Regions from separate parts of the Homo sapiens genome. Here region 2 is linked to region 1. The links are chromatin contacts, found by Hi-C in ENCODE. All regions are on one chromosome and are shown on one strand. Each heading gives the region's core, a stretch centred on a gene start or an enhancer-like site at or near the end of the contact. The rest is flanking DNA. Distances are from core to core; before and after follow the strand shown. Region 1 holds the start of FAM199X (family with sequence similarity 199, X-linked). Region 2 holds the start of LHFPL1 (LHFPL tetraspan subfamily member 1).

What was found. Hi-C counts contacts between places; a loop is a spot of excess contacts on that map. Pooled maps may share reads with other maps.
Region 2: a loop to region 1 is called in a pooled map, with 5 times the contacts of the local background. The contact joins the promoter of LHFPL1 here to the promoter of FAM199X in region 1. A Hi-C loop is called at or near these places in 1 of 50 pooled maps.

Annotation. Positions count from the first base shown.
Region 1 is chrX:104,162,696-104,168,504 of GRCh38, reverse strand. It overlaps FAM199X (family with sequence similarity 199, X-linked), which reads right to left and starts at 2,052. Exons shown (of 6, transcript NM_207318.4): 1 at 1,523-2,052. The coding sequence starts at 1,719. RefSeq lists an enhancer at 1,710-2,210 and a silencer at 1,775-2,264.
Region 2 is chrX:112,675,225-112,681,991 of GRCh38, reverse strand. LHFPL1 (LHFPL tetraspan subfamily member 1) reads left to right here and starts at 2,054. Exons shown (of 4, transcript NM_178175.4): 1 at 2,054-2,163.

The DNA of each region.
Region 1 (5,809 bases), core at 803-3,302:
TATTTTTCAACATAAATAACCCTAAGCACACTTGATTTCATGAATATGTTACATTCACATTACAGTGACATCAGGGGTTAAATAGGCTTCTGTGAGTTGGTCTAGGAAACCATAAGTTCTATTTGTAACACTGGATCAATTAGTTCTGCTCCAAGTTTAATCATTGGCTTCAAAGGAATAGTCTTGGATTTGCTTGACTAGGTTTTATGACCTTGAACTCAATCTTTTCTTTCTGGGCCTGTTTCTTCATTTTTTGCAATGACGATTTAGAGTAGTCATAATAAATTTACTGCCACTTCCTTTTGAGATGTGTTATACTGATATTCTGATTATTTAACTATAACACCTTGTTTCCATAGACTATAACTTTCATTTATGTAAGAAACATCTTTTACACATTCCTTGTATCTGGTAGAAGCTCATTCAATCTACAGACTGATTTAAGGGAAGGGAGGGGAGAAATATGCTAAAGACATTAAAATATGGAAGAATTTGATCAAACTCACATCATAAACTTGGATCAGAAGTCAGAACTAGATTTCTTAATTTATCTCCAGTATTTTCCATAGCTGAACCCCTCTCCTAGAGCCTTAACCACACACCCCCCCAGCCCTTTGTATATGTATCTCAAATATCCACCTATGTTAAAACTTGAGGCTGTATCTAGAACGTCTTCAACCCACCCCCCAAGATTTGATCTAACACGTAAATGCTTGCATGAGAGAAGTCTCCAGAACACTACCTTCTACTGAAATCAGTTAGGAGGAGATACACCCTCTGAATAAATTTGTGTAAGTCAGTCCATCCTAAGCCTTACTCTGTCTCTTCAAAGGGGAAGGAAACCAAGGGATATGTCATATGAAGGAATCCTCCAGATTTAAGCTTACCAATTTTGGCAGAGCCTAAAGCGCTAAGGCAAACAGTTAATAAAGGAGGAGGAAAAAAAGAGAGAATCGACTAGTTTCCTAGCGCTCAACTAAAAAAAAAAATGGGGTAGGGGTGGTGGCGGCGGGGGGAACAGGACTGTGAGACAGATTAAAAATAGGGAAAATGAAGCTTCTAGCTTTAAATGTTCCACCTTTCAACGCCACTTTTCAAAAGATCTATGGATTGATCTTGAGCCATCCAAATTCCTCTACAGCGTACCGGAAATGGAAGGGGTTAAACTTTTGCAGATGGATGCAAACAGGGGCGTATCTAAAAATCAAGGGTGGGGGTTTGGGATTCGTAGGGTACAGATGGGGGGAGGGAAGGGAAGCAAGGGAGGGAGAAGGTAGGGAAGGGAGGAGTCGCTATAGCCAGAATATGAATGAGGAAAAGAGAGTAAAACGCCGGTCGAAAGGAAAATAGGAGGGCAGGGGTGAAAATAGGGAGGGGGGGCAGGGAAGGAGGCCGGGAATGAGCGCTGGTCGAAAGCAGGTGGGGGAGGGGGCGACTGGAAGCGCAGCCCGGGACGAAGGATCAGGAGCGGGGGGCGACCAGAAGTGGAAAATCCACCCCTGCCCTCAGGTGCAGTTCGTACCTGTTGGTGTGGAAGCGGTGGAGCGGGTCGGTGCGATGGCAGGAGGACAGCTGGCAGCCGAAGTCGCTGATGTCCAGGCAGCCCGGCTCCTCGCTCGGGCAGGTGCCCACCCCGCGAGGAGGTCCCAGGAGTGGGAAGGGCTCCTCGGGGGTTAGAAACTTCTCGTAGGAAGTGATGGCCGAGGCCTCGTCGGACATGGTTGGAGATGGCCTGGCTCGGGCTCCCTCTCTGGCCCTGGGCTGCTCCCGCGCCCGCCCCTGCCCCCACTCTAACCTGTCCGCAGTCGCCGACGCTCCGGGGTGTGCCCGTCGCAGCTCACTGGCAGGCTGGGCGTCGCGGCCCGCTGCTGCTTGCCGGGGTGCGGGGCCGCGCGAAGAGGCTGCTCGAGGCCACAGCGGCCCACCGGCCACCCAGTTAGCGCCCCGGTGGCCTCTGCAGCTTCCGCCGCCGCCAGACTCAGCCCGTCAGCGCAGCGCCGCCGCCCGGCCCGGCCAGGCCCGCCCCGCCCACTGCGCTCGCCGCTTGCGACTGCAGCAGTCTGCCCGGCGCCCGCAAGGAGGGGAAGGGCGGCGGGAAGCCACTCCCCGTGCCCCCTGCTGGACCGGAGGAGGAACTGAACCTCCGCCCGCCGCGGCCCCAAGCGGCCCGCCCCGCCCTCTACGCATCGAATCAGGGATTCAGGCCGCTAGAAAGGCTAGGCGCCTCTGGCCAACCTCCTCCTCCGCTTTCTCACTCGTACTCGACTACTAAGCAGGAACCGCAGTCCCAGAAAAGGGACTTGGCCAAGGTCACACTGCGGGTGCGTGAGAAAACATCCAGATGCCCTGGTTCCCAGCGCACTCTTTCATTCTGTCCCAATTCAACAAGTATTTATTGAGCTCCTGCAGTGTGTGCCCAGCACCGTGCAATGAGGTGTAGGAGAAATCGTCCAAGCAGGGAAAATAGTCCCTTCCTCACCCTTGATCACCTAACTCCAAGAACCCTACGCTGCAGCCACTCGCCTACTCAGAGCTGCTGGACACGTCGTACTCTTTTGTGCTTTGCGCCTTTTGCTCATAGGCACCCTGCTTGGAATGCCCTGCCATTTCTCCCCTGCTAATCCTTCAAACTCCAGCTCAAACGTTATCTCCTCAGTGAAGCCTTCCCTGACTCCCAAAGGAGACTAAGGCACACCTGCTAATTTGCCCCCTCCCTCCCGTAGAAAATATATTATGGAGCTTAACTTGTTCAACTTGAATCAACTTGTTAGGTGTTATATAGTGTACTTTGCTGTTTATCTCATCTCTCTTCTCTATATTCTGGGCAAGTGATTCCTGTTCTTGGATGCGTAAGATTAAAAAAAAATAGAGGAAACCCCAAGATTACTAATTTCTTACTTTGCCCAAAGAAGACAATTTTTAAAACTACCTAATATTATTTTATAAAAGGAAGCACATTTTCATATAAGAGCATAATTCTTCAATAAAAGCAATTCTTTGCATTAACTATATTTATGAAGAAACTACATTGATCCTTCAGGAAAGCATAGAACTTAAATAGGCGGAAAGGAGGGGAAAAATGAAAGAAGGCAGGAGGAAGAAGAGAAAGAGGGCAGGAGAAGTGGGGGGTTGTCACTAAAACAAGCCCCATTCAGTATTAAACTCTGTGCCTTGCCCTACCAATGCAACTTATAGTGAAAACAGCTTCTCCAACGTGCCTTTAAAATGTATACATTATCTTGCTTCAGTTACTTGGTTGTTTGACTGTTGAGCATGCCGGCTTTCTTTCATTGAGATTGCAAGAAGGTGTGTTGCATTGTGTATGTGGCTTTCAAAATGAATCATTCATTAATATCTAATGAGGCTGACCAATTTAAAACTTGTGGAAGTGAGGCTGATGATGGTTTGTTCTATGGTCCCTAATGCACCAATCCCCAGGGGTCTGAGGCCAGTGAGGCTGAATGGGCCATGGCTTAGTCCCCAAAAACAAGAGACTTGATTATCCAAATGAAACAAGAGTCAAGTGCTGCATGATAATGCAGGCACTCAGGTAATAGCACCAGGAACTGTTAATAAGAAGCTAACGAAATAGTCTATTTTATTTTATTTTATTTTATATTTTTTTGAGACAGAGTCTTGCTCTGTCGCTCAGGCTAGAGTGTATTGGGGCGATCTTGGCTAACTGCAACCCCCACCTCCCGGGTTCAAGCTATTCTCCTGCCTCAGCCTCCTGAGTAGCTGGGATTACAGGCATGTGCCACGACACCTGGCTATTTTTTGTATTTTTAGTAGAGACGGGTTTTGCCATGTTTGCCAGGCTGGTTTCGAACTCCTGACCTCAAGTGATTGACCCAACTCAGTCTCCTAAAGTGCTGGGATTACAGGTGGAGCTACTGTGCCTGGTGGTCTAATTTAAATATATATACCTTTTACACATACTATAAGAGGTGGGTGTTTTTTTAAAGCGGAGTCTAATGAGAGAGTCTGTGAGGTTTCTACAAGTATGTGTTTTACTTTTGTGTTTAAGCATATTCTGAAGTATCTGTATGACCACATGATAACTAACTGCTGCCACATGATTAGGACATGTATTTGAGTTTATTTTCACAATGAATTAGCATAAGATAATACTACTTTAATTGTCATGATCCTGTGAGAAGACAAATGAGGTGCACCTCATACTTGGCATCTTCCTAAACAAATGAAGGGTTGCAGTAGTCTGAAGAGAATAAAGTGATGGGAAAGTGGAGTCAACCCCAAGACATACTTACAAGCCGAAGGCCAAGAGCATATGCTTGCCAGTCAGTAGTATGTTCACGTTTCTAGGGCAGTTTTGTTTCATCATATATACCACATTACACTGACTTTGTAAAAAAGTTTGTGCACAATTTGTAAATTTGCTTTGGTGTTACATTTGTACAAGAGCTTTATGAACATGTAGAATTTAATGTTTGTTTACATTTAAGAAATATTATAAAAAGAATTTACAGAAATGTTTGGGTGTGAGAGAATTTTTTTTAAAAAAAAAGAGGTCCCAGGCGAGGCACGGTGGCTTATGCCTGTAATCCCAGCACTTTGGGAGGCCGAGGCAGGCAGATCACCTGAGGTCAGGAGTTCAAGACCAGCCTGGCCAATATGGTGTAACACCATCTCTACTAAAAATACAAAAATTAGCTGGGCGTGGTGGTGCACACCTGTAGTCCCAGCTACTTTGGAGGCTGAGACAGGAGAGTCGCTTGAACCTGGCAGGTGGAGGTTGCAGTAAGTCTGGGCAACAGAGCAAGACTCCGTCTCAGGAAAAAAAAAAAAAAAAAAAGAGGTCCCTCCATATATTTCTCAGTGAGAAATACTGACATAGACACGGATAGCAGTACATAGAGTTGGTGCACTGTATGTATAATGTTTACTTAAATATATGGTAATAATGTATTAATACATCTTAACCAAGTTCTTAATCACTGGAGTTGATGACTGTTGGGCATCCTGCCTTCTTGTCTCACTTCGATTTGGTTTGTCCCTTGGGTGTACTTCACCTCAATGGATTTACCCAATTCATCTCTCCCTTCCATTCTCCAAGATCCTTCCTAATTTCTGTTTCTCTGAAAATGTGGGTGGGTATAGTAGTTCCTTATTTTCTCTGAAGATCTGAGCCTGAGAGCAAACCCTGGGGTAATCTGCCTTAAAGTCTTCAGATGCATAATTTACCTACCAGAGAGCTGATGGCTGCAGGAGAGACTGAGTGGTATCGAGAATTGTCAATTAACTTTTATCATTTTGTTTACCATTGGATAGAAATATACTGGACTTAACCCAATAACTGGTGATCTAACCCTTATAATTTTTTCATGTGATTGATGAGCTCGAAGTGTGTGTGTGTGTGTGTGTGTGTGTGTGTGTGTGTGTGTGTGTATTTAGCTGAGTCAAATATCACCAACAAAACCTGCTGATAAAACAAAGCTTGAATTTCTTACGTATTTTGGCAAGGAAAACCTCAACTTGCACAAAGCTTTGGCAATGTTTCAGAGGGAAATGTCTGGGCAGAATTTATTAAGAATTGGAAGTTTGATTTAAGGTGGATATTTCAATGTGGGGTCTTGATTAAGACTGGGCAAGCATCATTTTACAACAATCCAGGATTGGTGAAAGCAGCAAGATGAGGATTTTGAGGTGAGGAATTCAGAGAATTGTAGGGTGCAAACTGTTGATGCTTTCCATTGAAGAGGTGGTAGGTCTTTCAGGAAGTTCTGTGAAAGATGTAAGAATTAGATCCATTCTTTTTGTACGTGGATGTCCAGACGTTCCTACATTA
Region 2 (6,767 bases), core at 805-3,304, 8.5 Mb before region 1:
GTGGGGGTGTTCATCTCATTTGGGAAATGCTATTGTATACAACAGTGTTTGGCAAATGAAGGATGGGGATGGGGGTATATATCAGAATCACCTGTTACCCATATCTTACCCTTGCAGAATCTCTTATTCCAGACTGATTGAAGGCAGGATTTAGGTATTCCCTAGTTTCCTTTCCAATACCCATTTTAGCACCATCCTGTCCCCTAAATACATTACAAGAAGTGTTCCTTTCTCAAGCCTTTCCACATAATCTTACGAAAGCAAGGCTGAAGAGCATTTTTAATTGAAAACATATCAAGAGCCACAAGATGCAAGCAATTTTTTTCTGAGAGAGCGTTCAACTGTTAAGAACAGGAAATAAAATTTTGTCCAATAAATTAGATTATTATTTATTATACACTTAAGTGTCTATAGAGAAAAGAGGATAAAAGAGGAAAGTAAAATGGTATTCTTCTTAGAGTTTCAAATAATGATAGGTTCCCCAAATGACAGGTGTAGTCACTAAGCAAAGGGCAATATTTACTGCTGTGCATAGAGTGGGGATCATCTATTTTTTATATGTCAACATTTTCAGCCGTATCTCACACAGTTACTACGTGTCAGTTAATATTAACCTATATTTAATGAAGGAGGGCCTAACATTTCTTTTTACATAATCCTATGTCTGAAGCAATGGTTCTTAAGGGAATGACAGCTGGGAGGTTATAAAACTTAGTTGGGGGGCTTACACTGCCAAAAGTCTAACATTCCACCTAAGGAGTCATCTGTGCTTCCCCCAGAAACATGATGGCCTCAGTAAGCCATGATTACAGATGGGAATGGATTTATCACTGTGTTGTAGAACAAAACGGTAAAAATTGCTGATGGAAAGTTGCTAGATAGACAAATACATGCATGAATATAGGATCATATCACTGATAAAAGGCAGGACACAGGTGGTATACACAGAAGGCAGGAGAAACTTTGTAAGTTCATTAAATAATCACGGTACAATTAATATGTTAATTTACGGTCATATTTTGAATTATTGCCACAACATGCTAGAAAATAGGCCTAATCACCTTTGTAGCATTCTGGTGAGGGAACTGGGCCATCAGAGAAGCATGGATACTTTGGATCAGTCCAGTGTGCTCTGTTAATGTAACCATTCTTCCTTCTAAATCATTTGGATTTGTTCAGCAAAGTTCCCCATTCACAGGCCATCTAGGAGGGGAAAAGAGACATGTACGAAAATAATAATAATAATAATGATACTAGGTAGAAGATAATAAGTTTCCCCAAATATGAAGTGTCAGGGACATTCACAGGTGGGAAATATGACATCGGGTTGGAGTAGAACATCAGGCAAAGCTCCATTCATCTCCAGACCACTCAGCTCTTTTCCCAAGCAGAGTAGCAGTTATTAGTGCACTGGGATAAATTAAACACTGACTTTTGATTGTATTATTACTATAAAAATATATTAGTTATTCCTTTCAATGTATGATTTCCACAAATTCTGAAATGTAAGCTCATTACATCTTGGAGCCAAAGATTGCTCTGCTGGAGCATCTTCCCCATCAGGCAATGGAAATCAGTTTGGGGAGAAGAGGTTGTTCTGTCTTATTCTATTTAGGCATGTGTTCTCTCAGTCACTTCTAGCCACATGGGTCTGCTACCTACCATGGTAGAGATTATCTAGGGCATTGGAGGAAAATTAGAGAAAATCTCTGTTCCTCAGCAGGCTTTTGGGCAGCAAGTGAGGAAGTAAGATAACGCAGTTCAAGCGCGGGCATGCCTGCGCGCATGCGCGCGCGCTCGCGCGGACACACATACACACACACGCGCGCGCGCGCGCGCGCGCGCACACACACACACACACACACAGAGCTGCTTTGTCCGCTGTGAGGTTGGAGGTTTGGGGACTCTGTGCCCACTAAGCTACTTTCTATTTCAAGTGCCTGTATGTCTGAGGCTGGGTTTGAAGCCTCCAGCGTGTTTGGAGTTAATCCCCATTAGGTTGGACTCCGCCCCTTTCTCCCAAAGGTAAAGCAAGGTTTTCAGGCATCACTGCAAAGGGCAGCTAGTATTCCCATCCTTGTCTAACAAGCTGTAAGGAGAAGTTGTTTCTGAGATCTGAGCCTGAAGAGAGGGAACAAGTCAGTCAGCCTTCGTGGTCAGAAGGTAAATATGCAACTTGGGCCAAATGCAATTCAAACAGCTGGATAAGAAACTGCTTTGCTCTCCCCTTGCTCAGCCCCCCCTTCTCCCCTTCCTTTCTCAGGTTTCCTGTCCTTTCATCTCAAAGCTCAGAGAAGCCGTTTTCTACCCGAGGGCAGCCTGGTGCTTTTTTATTTCTTCATAGTCCGTTGTTTGCACAGAGGCTAAGATGAATCAGGGCTGGATTCCTATTTCATATTGACAAGATTTGAGGACCTAAGGGTTAAGTGCTAGTTGGTTTCCCCAGGGGAGTTGGTAACCTGAGGAGATGAAGTGCCTGTTTCTGGGAGTGGAGAGAGTGATTTTGTTATGACCTGTCTATACAAGTAAAAATGGATCCGGTTTGCTAATGTGGTAGGTTGATCTCCTGGATTTGCCTAAATCTAAGGGGTTATGCGACGGAAATGGGGTAATGAAGTTAAACTGAAATGCAAATATTGAGGCCTCTCAGGCTGGAAATAAAAGAATGCATCCATTTGGTAAATATTTATGAGTTCCTACTATGTGCCAAGGCATGACAATTTCCAGAAGAACCTGAAATACTTAAACTATAAATCCATTCTTGCAAAGAACACTTGGCCAAGTGGTTTCATTTTGTGGTGGGGAACTGAAAATAGAATGAAGCCTAGGGGTGAGGAAAAATCACCCATGGAGTGGTTGTGGGGAGAGAAAGGGGAAAGGAGAGATGTTCTAAATCTTAGGTGGTTTCAAGTCTTTTCCATTACTTATGAGAGAATAGGGTCTTTTCTGGTAGAAAGGGAGAGAATTGATACCTACTCTGGTGTTAGGTATAGTGCAGATGTTTCACTTGAATTTTATGCTTAATCATTTCCATTTTATAAATGAAACCAAAACTCAGAGGTTTTAAGTGATCTTTTTATGTGCATATAGCCTGTAAGGGGCAGACCTCAGGACTCTGTCTCTGATCTGATTCCAAAATTGTGACTTTTCCACTAAAACAGTATTCCTCAATCATTAGTTCCCATTAGAATAAATTGAGGATTTTTAACAATATGAATTCCCATAAATTCGAATTCAGTGAATCAAGGAGGGGGTGACATAGTCTGCATTTTGAACAAGCATTGAAAGTGATTCTGAACAAGCATTGAAAGTGATTCTGTTGAGACAAACATTCTTGATATACCATGCTGCCTCTCAACTTCTCTGAAGTGATTGGAAAAGCAATCAGCCCATCTTCTTCCCATATGGGCCAGATTCACTCAATAGAAGTGGTCAGCTGTGGTGACATTTTATTCCCAGCTTATACAATGGAGTGGAGAGACTAATGGGCAACAATAACAGGGCTGGGGTTTAGGGCTTAACAATGTCTTGCCAGGGATCTTGATAGGGGTAGTTTCTAACCAGCTGAGAGTGTGAGATAGAACTCGTAGCCAACCAGCTTATCACTGAAGATGATGGCACCTGTCTAGCCAGAATAAGAACTGAGATGAAGATCTCTCATTGGTACCTCACTTTTAAAATCATAGGATAGATGGGGAGCTCAAGGAGCAGCATCTTGGGGAGAGGGAAGGAGAGAGAAGCTCATATGAAATTTGGGGAGGTTATTCCAGTTCCTACCTTTCCAGTCTCAAACTCTGGAGAAAGGAAATAGCCCAGGGCCTGATGTGGAGGTTCTTTTTATGAGCTCTCTTTGTCTCTGCATGGTCAAATATATTTATTTAGAGTTGATCATTTCAAAGTTATCAATTGCTCAGTTAGTCCTTTCTCTCCACTTAGTCTCTGGCTTCCTGCCTTTTAATGCCTTACCTGCTTGTGAGCATTCCCACCTCTGGATGGAGAGATGCAAATAAACACATAAACTCACCCAACACAGTTTTGCTGGTCTTTCTACCCCAAACTAAAAAAGGAGGGAAGGAAGAAGAAGGCCCAGAAAGAAGTTCAGCAAACATGAAATCTGAGGAATTTGAAATAAAAGACACAAGTCAAAAGAGAGATCTTCTTAGAGTCACCAAGATGAGTGAGTACATCATGAGATGATTTCAGGCACAGGAGAACTCAGAGCACTTCTCATAATGGAGATAGCCAGAGGAGAAGAAACCCCTGAGGGAGACAGGTAGCAGAACATGAGGAGAGAAATGTTTGGGGAGTAGCAGTATTTTTTTTTTTTTTTGAAGCTTTGTCTGAAACAGAAAGATCTAGCATGGTCAGGCTGCTTATATACCCAACTTGATATAAGGAGTCACATCGGTCCAACACGTTTCTCTGGAGCAGGACTCTATTTACCCACTGGAAACATATGCCTGCATATCTCATTCATTTCCTAGGGAAGTCTCAACTCTGAGTAAGATGTATTTGTAACAGGATTGGCAGGAAGACAATGCACACTGTCTGGGGGCGTGAGGAGAAAGGCCTGTTCACGTTCCTTTGCCAACACCAGTGCCAAGAAAGCTGCTCTTCACAGACCAGTCCTAAACCAGCAGTCTTGCAGGCATGTTTCCCTCAGCAGCTGTTAAGTCACTGACTCCCTTTCTTACCACTTCATGTTCTAGTCTTTAATTTGCTTACTGTTTTGCCTGTACCCTCTTACCCTGGGAAAGGCAGTGCTTTCCTTAACTCAGAAGTTGCACAACAAGCTCAAGTGGAAACAAAAGGATTTGTGTCTTTTTCTGTGGGTACTGGGGAGGAGGTGATACAGGAAGGAATAGCTTTGTTTTTCTCCACCAAGAGAAATATAAAAGCAACGTTTCACTTTCATTGATACTTCATTGTAAGTGCCCATACATTAGTAGGTATACAAGAAAGTGAAAAAAGTGAGAACAAATGATTAAAGGCTTGGCAATTGGACACCACAGGGAGAGGGAGAATGCTCATTATGGGGAAAAAGGCTAAAGGTCTCCTGCTAGCAATCTGAGTTGATGAAGGGCTCTCATTTGGAAGATGGTGGCTAGCTGTTCTCCATTACCTCTGAGGACCCAACAAAAGGATCTGGCCTTAGGTTGCAACAAGAAAAGTTTATAAAGGCATATAACAAATTATTTATTGACGGTGAGAGTTGTTAAGCTACTAAGAGATATTATAGATTTCCCTTTCCTAGAGTTCTTTAAAAGTAATGGAGATAACCATTTGCCATGTATGGTTTAGGTGGGTTTCCTGCATCATATAGGTTGAGGTGACTTCTACCCACGAGGCTGTGCTAGAATGGCTAGCATTATCTCTAAAGATGAGCAAACATTAGGCTTTAGTAAGGATAGCAAATTCAGAACAGAACTCATATTTTTATCCTATTTATTACAACTTTCTGGCAACATCCACTGCATCTCATACAACCAATCTCGGAAACAGGCTTGCGGCCCATCTAGCAGATTTAAAAACCTGAGGAATGAGGGATAATGTGACACCTAAAGAGAGAGGTTCAACTGCAATCCTATCAATGCCTGGTAACTTGACCACTCTACAAGAGCATCAGGGTGAGTTCTTGGTTCCTGAAATCCAGTGTGGCTGTTTGGCTGGATATTCCAGGACAGGGAAACAAAGCTGTTACATACATGAAGTATACAACAGGAATTAAGATAGAATAAAATATAGCATTGTTTGTGATTTCTAGTTATGTAAATATAAAGCGACTTAACCGGTTTCTGGGAATGAACTTGGATTGCTTTGGAGGGTTGTCATGAAGGAGATTACTCCATTGCAGGTGGCATAACTAAAAGCATTTTCTAGAATACACTTCACTGTCCACCACATGTGAACATAAAGCAGTGTGTGAACAGACTCCATGTGCCCTGCAGCCTCTCTATCCAGCCACAAGGGAAGTTGGGCTGAGACTCATATTGTGTTCAGAAGCTATTAAGTAATTGGATCTCTGAGATCTCTTTCTTGATTGCGTTCAAGTCAAGTCGATGATTTAGAAAGGTTTGCATTTAAAGTGTATAAGCTTCATATCTTCAATGTTTAATTCCATAGTCACTTTTAACTTTATATTGTTTGAGTCCTGAAAAGAGAATATTAGAGAATTATCTGTGGCAGTGATTCTTAACCTGCTGTCCACGGATTGTGCTAGCCCACAACATCTCTAGTCCTAAATAGGGTGACCATTTCATCCAAGGTTTTTTGGGACTTTCCTGGTTTTATCACTAAAAATTCCACATCCCAGGAAACCCCTGAGTCCCAGGAAAACTGACATAGTTGGTCACCCTAGTCATAAATGAAATAAGGACTATGCGTTTTTCCTAAAGTTGAAAGTACTTCATCTAAATTCTGAAGGACAATGAGTTTTTCTAAAGCTAAACACATTTAATTTAAATTGAATTTTGAGAATTTGTCTTCCTATGTCTTGGCTTCAAAACGTCGCTTTTAAACTGAAATCATGGTGACAGTAGTTGATAGTATTGTAGTTTAATTTAACAGCTTCATTTGTCACAGGTGAGGACAACCATATATTACAACCCCTCCCCTCATTTCTACTGTAGTCACGGCACTACACAGAGATAGTCCGTTCCTCTGCCTTAAGTTCTCTGCCCCTCCTACTGGTTGTTATATTGGGACTTTTTAAAAAATTTTATTTTTCCATAAGTTATTGGGGGTACAGGTGATATTTGGTTACATGA